Regions from separate parts of the Homo sapiens genome. Here region 1 is linked to region 2. A link is a contact called in ENCODE Hi-C data. All regions are on one chromosome and are shown on one strand. Each heading gives the region's core, a stretch centred on a gene start or an enhancer-like site at or near the end of the contact. The rest is flanking DNA. Distances are from core to core; before and after follow the strand shown. Region 1 holds the start of FBXL19 (F-box and leucine rich repeat protein 19). Region 2 holds the start of TAOK2 (TAO kinase 2).

The links. Hi-C counts contacts between places; a loop is a spot of excess contacts on that map. Pooled maps may share reads with other maps.
Region 1: a pooled map shows a loop between it and region 2 (20-fold over the local background). The contact joins the promoter of FBXL19 here to the promoter of TAOK2 in region 2. A Hi-C loop is called at or near these places in 6 of 50 pooled maps.

Annotation. Positions count from the first base shown.
Region 1 is chr16:30,920,820-30,924,943 of GRCh38, reverse strand. FBXL19 (F-box and leucine rich repeat protein 19) reads right to left here and starts at 1,372. Exons shown (of 11, transcript NM_001382779.1): 1 at 485-1,372. It overlaps FBXL19-AS1 (FBXL19 antisense RNA 1), which reads left to right and starts at 1,675. Exons shown (of 1, transcript NR_024348.1): 1 at 1,675-4,124. RefSeq lists enhancers at 1,454-1,613, 1,654-1,743, 1,366-2,333, 1,774-2,593, 2,334-3,302.
Region 2 is chr16:29,971,236-29,975,246 of GRCh38, reverse strand. It overlaps TAOK2 (TAO kinase 2), which reads right to left and starts at 1,379. Exons shown (of 16, transcript NM_016151.4): 1 at 599-1,379. It overlaps TMEM219 (transmembrane protein 219), which reads right to left. Exons shown (of 6, transcript NM_001083613.2): 5 at 3,669-3,839; 6 at 2,199-2,297. The coding sequence ends at 3,702. It overlaps LOC124903762, which reads right to left and starts at 1,625. Exons shown (of 2, transcript XM_047435036.1): 1 at 1,467-1,625; 2 at 612-1,250. The coding sequence starts at 1,625. The coding sequence ends at 612. RefSeq lists enhancers at 289-418, 125-896 and a silencer at 1,320-1,689.

The DNA.
Region 1 (4,124 bases), core at 123-2,622, 950 kb before region 2:
CCTGACATCTTCCCAGAACTGAGGATGGGCTCAGTCCTAGGACCCCCAGCTTCCCGGGCTGCTTTCATCCCTAATCATCTAGAATCCCTTGGGCTCCCCCTCCCATGGAAACCAGATCCTCCAAGATCCCATGTGGAATTAGAAGCCTGGAGGGTCTCTTCCCAGTCAGTCTTACCCCAGATTCCCCCTTTCCGGGGACTTTCATACCCATCCATGGGGCTAAGGGGCCCTCCAGCGCTCCAGGGGAGGGGCCTGGAGGGCGGCGACTGCAGGCGGGGGTGGGGGCTTTCAAGGGGAAGCAGGGTCTAGGAAGGAGGGCCAGTTCCCCAGGGTGGAGAGGTCATAGGAAGGAGGGCTGGAGATGAGTTTGGAGTAGAGAGAGGGTGAGGCTGGGGGCGGGGAAGGTAGAGAGAGGCCGGGCTGAGGATGAATGGGAGTGGGCGCTGCCCAGGTCTGGGGGTGAGGAGGAGCCGCATGAACCCACCTCACACGTGTCCCGGGAGCCATCTCTCCCTTCTCGGCAGCTCCCGGCGGGTCGGCGGCCATCGGCGGCGGGGGGGCCGGGCGGCGCGGGGCGCGGAACGCTCAGAACGCCGGGGTCCACGGCCCCCCGAGGGCGCTCGGCCCCTCCCTCCGGCGGAGGCCGGGACGGCGGCGAGTGGAGATGGGGGGCGCCGGGGGCGAGGCCCTCCCACGGGCTGCGGCGCGGCCCTTCCAGGGGGAGGTCCTGCTCTGGGAGGCTCAGTCCCTCAGCCCCCCCAGGCCAACGGGGGCTCCTTGGGCGCAGGGTGCTCAGCTTCTGCCCGGGGCCCACTCAGTCCCGGGTCCGAGTCCCAGCTCCCCTCCCCCCACCCCGCCCCGCCTCTCCCCAGCGCCCCTGGCCCTTTAACTGGCCCCTTCCCGGACCCCACTGCCCAGGGGTCCAGTGCCAGGCCTGGGCCCCCCCCACCGTTTCCGGGGTTCAAGCCCGCCCACCGCCGGTTCCCGGGGAGGGGGGGGTCGCTGTAACCTGCCCCCCTCCCCTGGGCCCGCCCCTGGACTGCGACCCCCTGCCCTACGGCTGCGAGGCGAGCGGAGGGGGAGGTGAAGGAAGCTGCTCCGGCCCCGCCCCCCCCAGCCCGCGCGCACCCCCGACCTCTCCCCCTCCCCCAAGCGCGCGACCCTCGGGAGATAGGGATTTAAATAAAATTTGAATAAATCCCCCTCCTCAAGCGGGAGGGTGGAAGGAAAGGATAGAGGGGGAGAGGGAAAGGGGAAGGGGGCAGTTGGGGTGTCTCAGCCCCCCTGGTCCCCCAGCCCCGCGCTGCTACGGCCCGGGGCCCTGGCCGCCTCTCTCATCCCTCCTCAGCTCCTTCCTCCTTCCTCCTCTCTTCCCCCCTCCCCTCCCCTCCCTCCTCCTTCCCTCCTCCTCCTCCTCCTCCCCCTCTTTACTCCCTCCTTCTCCCAGAGGAACCCCGCCCCCTTCCCCCTCCTTCCTCCACCACCTCCACTTTCCAGGACGAACGCACGCAGGGCTCGACGGGAGTTGTAGTCCTGCGGCCACTGATGCTACGGGGGAACAATAGGACGCTGGGGACAGCGGGAACTACAAACAGGACGGCGGAGGGCGTGCCCAGCCGGGAGCCGAGGATGCCGGGAGTTAGAGTCCCGTTGCCCCGAGGCTCCCAGTTGCAGAACATCGAGAAGGAGAGGGAACGATGACTACAAACAAGATGGCCTTCTCCCCCGACCCGACCTCCTTCCCAGGCACTCACACGCCCTCCTGTCCACAACCCTCCGCGTGTGTGGTACCTGACGGGAGTCGCAGTCCATCTGCTGCCTTCCCGCTGCCATTTCTACTCGTCAGGAACAATGGAAAGGTGAAAAGGAAAGAGGACTACAAGCAAGATGGCGGAAGAGGGACATACACCTGACTAGTAGTCGATCTTACGAGGTGCGATGGGATTAGTAGTTTTATAGCCTTCCAGTGTTCCTTAAGAATGGCGGAACCAGGAGGACGAGGAGACTACCGTAAAGATGGCAGGCTACCTAGCCTCTCCCGGTCTCCGCTTTCCACCACCTTGGGCACCTCGCCCGCCTGTGGTCTCGAAATCCCCCCCACCAGTGGCGCACGGCCTGACGGGAGTTGCAGTCTCCCGGCTCCCGTCTATCATCTCAAGTCGAGACAATGGAAGGGGATGGGGCGGGGCCACCGGCAAAGATGGCGGCTGCAGGGCCGGGGCGACTGCGACATGGGATGTGTAGTCCAGGCGTCTGGCCTCTTCCCTGCGGAAATGAGGGAGAGGACTACGAAAAAGATGGCGACCTCGCCCCTCGACCTCTGCGCCGGTGCCTGCTGGGAAATGTAGTTCCTTGCCGAGTCCAACAGAGAAAGGACGTCGCTGTTGAAATGTGAATCCCGGCGGACACGCCAAATTGCGAGGCGACGGAAACGGAAAGACTCTTTTCTCCTCTCTCCGCCACCGGCTTCTGAACAGCCTGGCGGGAAATGTAGTCCCAAGCTTTCACTCGCGAGTGGAGGGGAAGGATTTATGTCACCAGTGGGGATCAGTGCGGGTGGGGGAGAAAAACGTCGGGCGATCCGGGAATAAAGAATGTCCGCCTCTCCATGGGGCGAGGACTTCGCGTTTCAGGGGAGGGCCCTTAAAGGAAGGCAGCAGGAATCAGTCTTGTCGAACAGGGGGGCGTGGTTCTCGTCGAGAGTGCATTCACACTCTTGTTCCCTAGAAAGCCTGGGCACCTCCCACTCGATTCCTGCTCCTCAGACCTCCGGGAATCAGTGTCTTACAAGACGTGCGGGCTCCGGGGAAAAGGACCTGGAGTCACAGCGAATCCCCGCCCCGCCCCGGGAAGCCACCAAACCTTGCTTTTTCTCATCTGCAAAATGGGGACAATGGGGATAATGATCCCCACCTCGAAGCACAGTTGTGAGTGTTAAACAAGCCAATGTTCTTGTCACCAAAGTGCCCAACTCTGGCACGGGGCACGCGGTGGTAGATCCCTTTCTAAGGTCCCTTCCAGCCCAGCCGTTCTGGGAGCCCAGGAATCCATGATGCCGGACAGAGTTCGCTCCTGTGAGAAGAAAACTGACCCGCAGGCTCCTCCCAGATTGAACCGACCCCCGCCCCTCCTCATCGGGGTCCTCCAGCGTCTGTTACCGAGCACTGCTCCCAGGGGGCGCTCAATCTCCATTCGACTGAGGTACTACAAACACGATTTCCGCAACCTGGAGTTGGAGGCATTGCAGGCTGTCCAGCCTCATCCCCTGCCTGATATCCAGTCAGCCTTGGAGGCCTCTGCCTAGACACTTCAACTGCCTATGCAAATGGAACGGCTTCTCATCTTTCTGCCGTTTTTTGGTTTTTTTTGTGTGTGTTTTAAGGTCTTGCTCTGTCACTTGGGTTGGAGTGCAGTTGCAGGATCATAGTTTGCTGCAGCCTCGACCTCCTGGGCTTAAGCGATCCTCCTCCCTCAGCCTTGTGAATACCTGGGACTTCAGGCACGCGCCACTACACCCAGCTAATTTTTAAACTATAATTTTTTTTTGTTCAGACGAAGTCTCGCTATGTTGCCCAGGCTGGTCTCGAACTCCTGGCCACAAGTGTGCCTCCCGCCTTGGCCTCCCTAAGTGTTGGGATTATAGGTGTGAGCCAGCAGCCATACCCCTCTTCTCAATCTTCCTTCTCCCCTGGAAAACCTGCTCACTTCTGACCCCAAGACAGCCCCCTCCCCTTCCCTCTGTCTTCTGTGTTTGGCAGACCAGCCCCAGCGAGGACTTGTTGGTTGTGGTTTTTCTATCAGGGAAGTCAATGGCTGGCCAGTGTAGTGTGAAGTCCCAGCTTGGCAGAGACTTGCCCAAGGCTGGATAGGAGGCTTCTTTGCCGCTCAGGCTTTATCAGTCAGGAAATCCTTAGCCCTCCCTAGAGGATTGGCTGTCCCCTCTATCCTCACTGCTTGAATTTGGTGTTGCATGATTGATTTCTACCCTGTTCCCTCTGCTTGAGGGCTATCCTCCCCATGCCCATCTCACTTCTCCACCAAGTTCACTGTTCATCATTTACAGGTCTCTATTTATGTATTTATTATTTATTTTTCTACTTTCCCACTTTTCTAAAAGGTCTCTA
Region 2 (4,011 bases), core at 130-2,629:
TTGTAAAAGACAGATCGTTTGACAAATGGATGAGATTATTGACACCATCACAGCAAGAGGTTGGAAGGTAACTGCAGCTGGGGGAAAACATTGCCAGGCACCTCCAAGCACACACACACACGCATACACACAAACACATATACACACACTTCCTTGCAAGGACAAGAAATCCAACCAGACCAGGCCTGAAAAGCAGATAAGCAGACCCACCATGGGAATCAGAGGCATGGGAATCAAAACCACAGAATAGCCAGGAGAACGGGACATATCAGGGAGGAGAGGTGGCTGTGAGGGGCAAAGTGAAGGAGAGAAGACTGAAGTGCAAATCCATCTGATTAGCTGAAGCACCCTAGGGTGTGAACGCCGGTGACATCAGAGACCCTGTCACCTGAGGTCCCCCACCAACCAGACACAATGAAGGGAAGAGGAAGGGGAAGGGGGTGGCAACAGAAGGCAAGGCTAGCCAGAGGCTGACCACTCGCTCAGCTGGGCTTCCCCATCCTGAGAGGGCCTACCCAAGTCCAGCTTCTCAGAAAGGCGCACCCTTTCTTCTCAGAACTAGACACAGGGACCCGCGCCCCTGCACCCCGTGTCTCACCTGGTAGGGGTCACTATGGTGCCCCAGCGCCTCCGCTTCCGCCTGGGGTCCTCCAGCGGCTCTGCCAAGCAGGGAGAGGGGCAAGGAGACCTTTCCCCTTGCCACCTCTTCCTCGGCTTTCGCCCTTCCTGAGGGGCGGGCCCGGGAAGCCTCCCCTGGAGGGGAGGGGGTGACAACCTAATCTGACCTCGCGGTCCAGTCCTCCCCCTCGTCGAGGGCGACAGCTGCCGAATTCCGGATTTCTGATTGTGGGGTCTGAACCCCGAATATCTGAACGGGATGGAGACTGAATCCGATATTTGAACGCCCGGGGAATGAACCCCGGATACTGGTGCACGCAGGGGCCTGAACCTGATATTTGAAATTCTATGAAACAGAGACCCAGGTTTAGAGAGGTTGGGACCCGAGTCCCGGATATCTGGACTATGAGGACTGTTACCCGGGTATCTGAGAAAGGAGGAGGGGCAAAGCCTGGAAATTTGGGACCCAGGGGCCTGAGCTGTAGGTCTTCGGCCACCGACTGGGGGCCCACCCCGAGGACGTCCGGCCGCACGGCCCCTCTCACGCCGGGGTCCGAGGGTGACAGCCCCCACTCCCGCCCCGGCCTCCTCCCTCTCCCTTCTCTCTTCCGAGAATAGCTGAACGATTGTAGCTAAGGTGCTGCTGACGGTCCCCGCGCCCTCTCTGCCTCTCCTCTTCTCCGTCTCAGCCTCTCTCCGCACCACAGCCCCGGTCTCGTCCCGGTCTCCCTCTCCCTCTTCCTCCCAATTCCAAGATGGAGACCGGGCGGGAGCGCGCAGGCGCGGTAGGGACGCCGGGCTAAAGGGGGCGGGGGCGCAGAGGACTCAGCCCCGCCCTCTCTCCTCACTGCCGCGGCCTGGGAGACCGGCAGCCGCCAAGCCCGAGTGCGCGCCCGCCCCGCCACGCGGACCCCAGGCCGGAGGAGGCGGGGAGAAGAGCTAGACTTGCAAGGGGAGGAGCCCGGCACTCTGTCCCACGACTGGCGGTGGACAGAGCTGCAGCGCATGCGCTCGCCCCGCCTTCGCTCTGAGCCCGAGCTTGTTGCTAGGGGAAGCTTTGAGGGGGCGCGGGTGGACGGACAGCAGCGGCGATCTGCGACTGCGCGCAGGGTGGAAGTTGGGAGGGGCAAAGGAAGCTGCTGCTGGGCGCGGAAAAGGCGGGAAAATAGACTGCTCCGAGGTTAGCAACCATCTAACCTGGAAAAGGGCCTCCAAGTGCGAGGAATCTTTGCGCGTCGACGCTGGGAAAACTCAATCGGTCAAATCTCTTACGGAAATTGAGGCGCTGCAGGTTGCAAGACTTGCCAAGGTCACAGTGCATTTATGTCACAGCATTTCCATGACCTGACACCCCACCCGCCCAACTAACTGTAATTATCCATTTTATTTCGTAGAAGAAAACAAGACAGGTGTTTACCAAAGCCAAGTCAACCATGGGGAGAGCTCAAGTAACCTATGCCCTATGCCAACCTGTGTCCAAACTAGAGAGTCAACAGGAAAGAGTCCCCCAAAACTTCTAAGCCTGCCTACCCTAAAATCCCCACCTCAATCCAACCCCCAATAAACACCATACACGCCACTGGGCAAAAAAGCTTTTTATTTTCCCCCACATTCCAGCTCTTCACTTTTTCTAAAACCTTTTCCAACTCAGAGCCAAGGCCCAAGAAGTTGATTCACACCTGGGGAGAAAGAAAATAAAACAACAAAACAGGTCGAAGAGCTGCTAGAGGAAGCTCTGAGATGTGTGCAGAAATTGAGGAAGGAGCAGAGGGAGTGACAGCTAGAGACCAATACGGGCATTTAATCCCAACTAAGGTAGCCTCAGGACCCCAGGGTCTGTCAGGGGCCAGGAAGCCCTCCTTTCCCAGTCCAAGGTTGAGAGGGTCCTGTCATTTCCTGTCCCAAGTAGGTGGTTGGGGCATTTAGGCCCAGCCATCAGCAAAATAAGCACAGTTGATCTTGAGCTTCCACTTCCTCTGGCCTGATCAGTTCCCTGGGCCTCAACTATTTCCACTTTTCCCATAGTAACTTCCTAGGGCACTGCAGCCAGCTGAAGCTGAGACCAGTTCAAGAGCTGGATGCATAACACATGGCTCTCAAATTTCATGCACCCCCCTCTGACAAGTGAAGATTTTTTGCAGAAATATTTTTTCCTTTAGTGAGCTGATGTGTGAACTGGTTAACCAACATGACCCCCACCCACTGCTACGTTTGTGAAGCTGATTCCCTCCAAAGATCTTGTTAACGGAATCAGCTTTTTCTAAAGGTAACGATGACTAAATGGAAGACAGAAGGTGCATGTCAAGTTCTTGGGCACATACTATGTCCCCAGTAAATGAGTATCATCAGTTAGACTCTTCTGAGCGGTTCAAGTTGAATTTTACAAAATTTCCATCATAAAACTGGGTATTGGAATTTCAGGACAAAAGCAAGACAAACATGGTTCATATTCAGGACAAATCATCAAATGTGAACCCTCTTAACTCACCATTGTTACCCAAATGCTTGGATGTGAACTAGTTATGAGTCTTAAAATCACAATGTTGCTTGAAAGAAGTCAGCCACAAAAGAATGTGTATGATTCTGTCTACATAGTTTCAAAAATAAGTAAAACCAAACTATATTATTTAGGAATACATACATGGCAATACATTATAAAGCAGGACAGTAATTTCTAGGGAGAGAGAGGGCATTGTCAGGAAGGAAGGGACCATGGGGGGTTTCTGGACAGCTGGTAATATTCTACTCAGTGGTATTTATAAGTATCCACTTTATAATAATTTGCCAAGCTGTCCTTTTATACTATTGGACTTTTCTACATAAGTGTTAACTATTTTATAATAAAAAAGTTAAAGTAATTAGAAAAATATTGAATGCTGACGGTGTCAAATTGTTCCCAGTCCCTAAGGGAGAGCTGTGGTTGAAGAGGTTCTCGGGGACTCAGAAGCAGCAGTCTTTGAGGAAAAGTCCAAGGATCTGCTCTACCCCGGTTACAACCCCCACCCCCACCCCATTCCCTGCTCCCGCAGGACTGGAGCAAAGAACCTCACCTGAGAAACAAGTCGGGAACTAGGCCAGTGCCCTCAGAGCCGGGTTCTAGACCAGTGGGACTCCCGGCGCGGGTGGAAGCACATAGCAGTGACACAGCAGAGAAGGCCACAGAAGAGAAGCAGGAAGGAGCCCAAGACCAGCAGCCTGGAGCCACACAGAGCCAGCTCCTCCTAGGGAGGGGTACAGGGAGAGGAGGAGGAGGACATGTTAATCCAGTCCAAGGGCTATAGAAGGAGCCTCCATGAGGGAGAGGGCTCTCCACATCTAGGGAGCAACTGAAGGGAAAATGTTATTTTCATATAAGCTGACATTTGTCTTTTTTTTTTTTTTTTGAGATGGAGT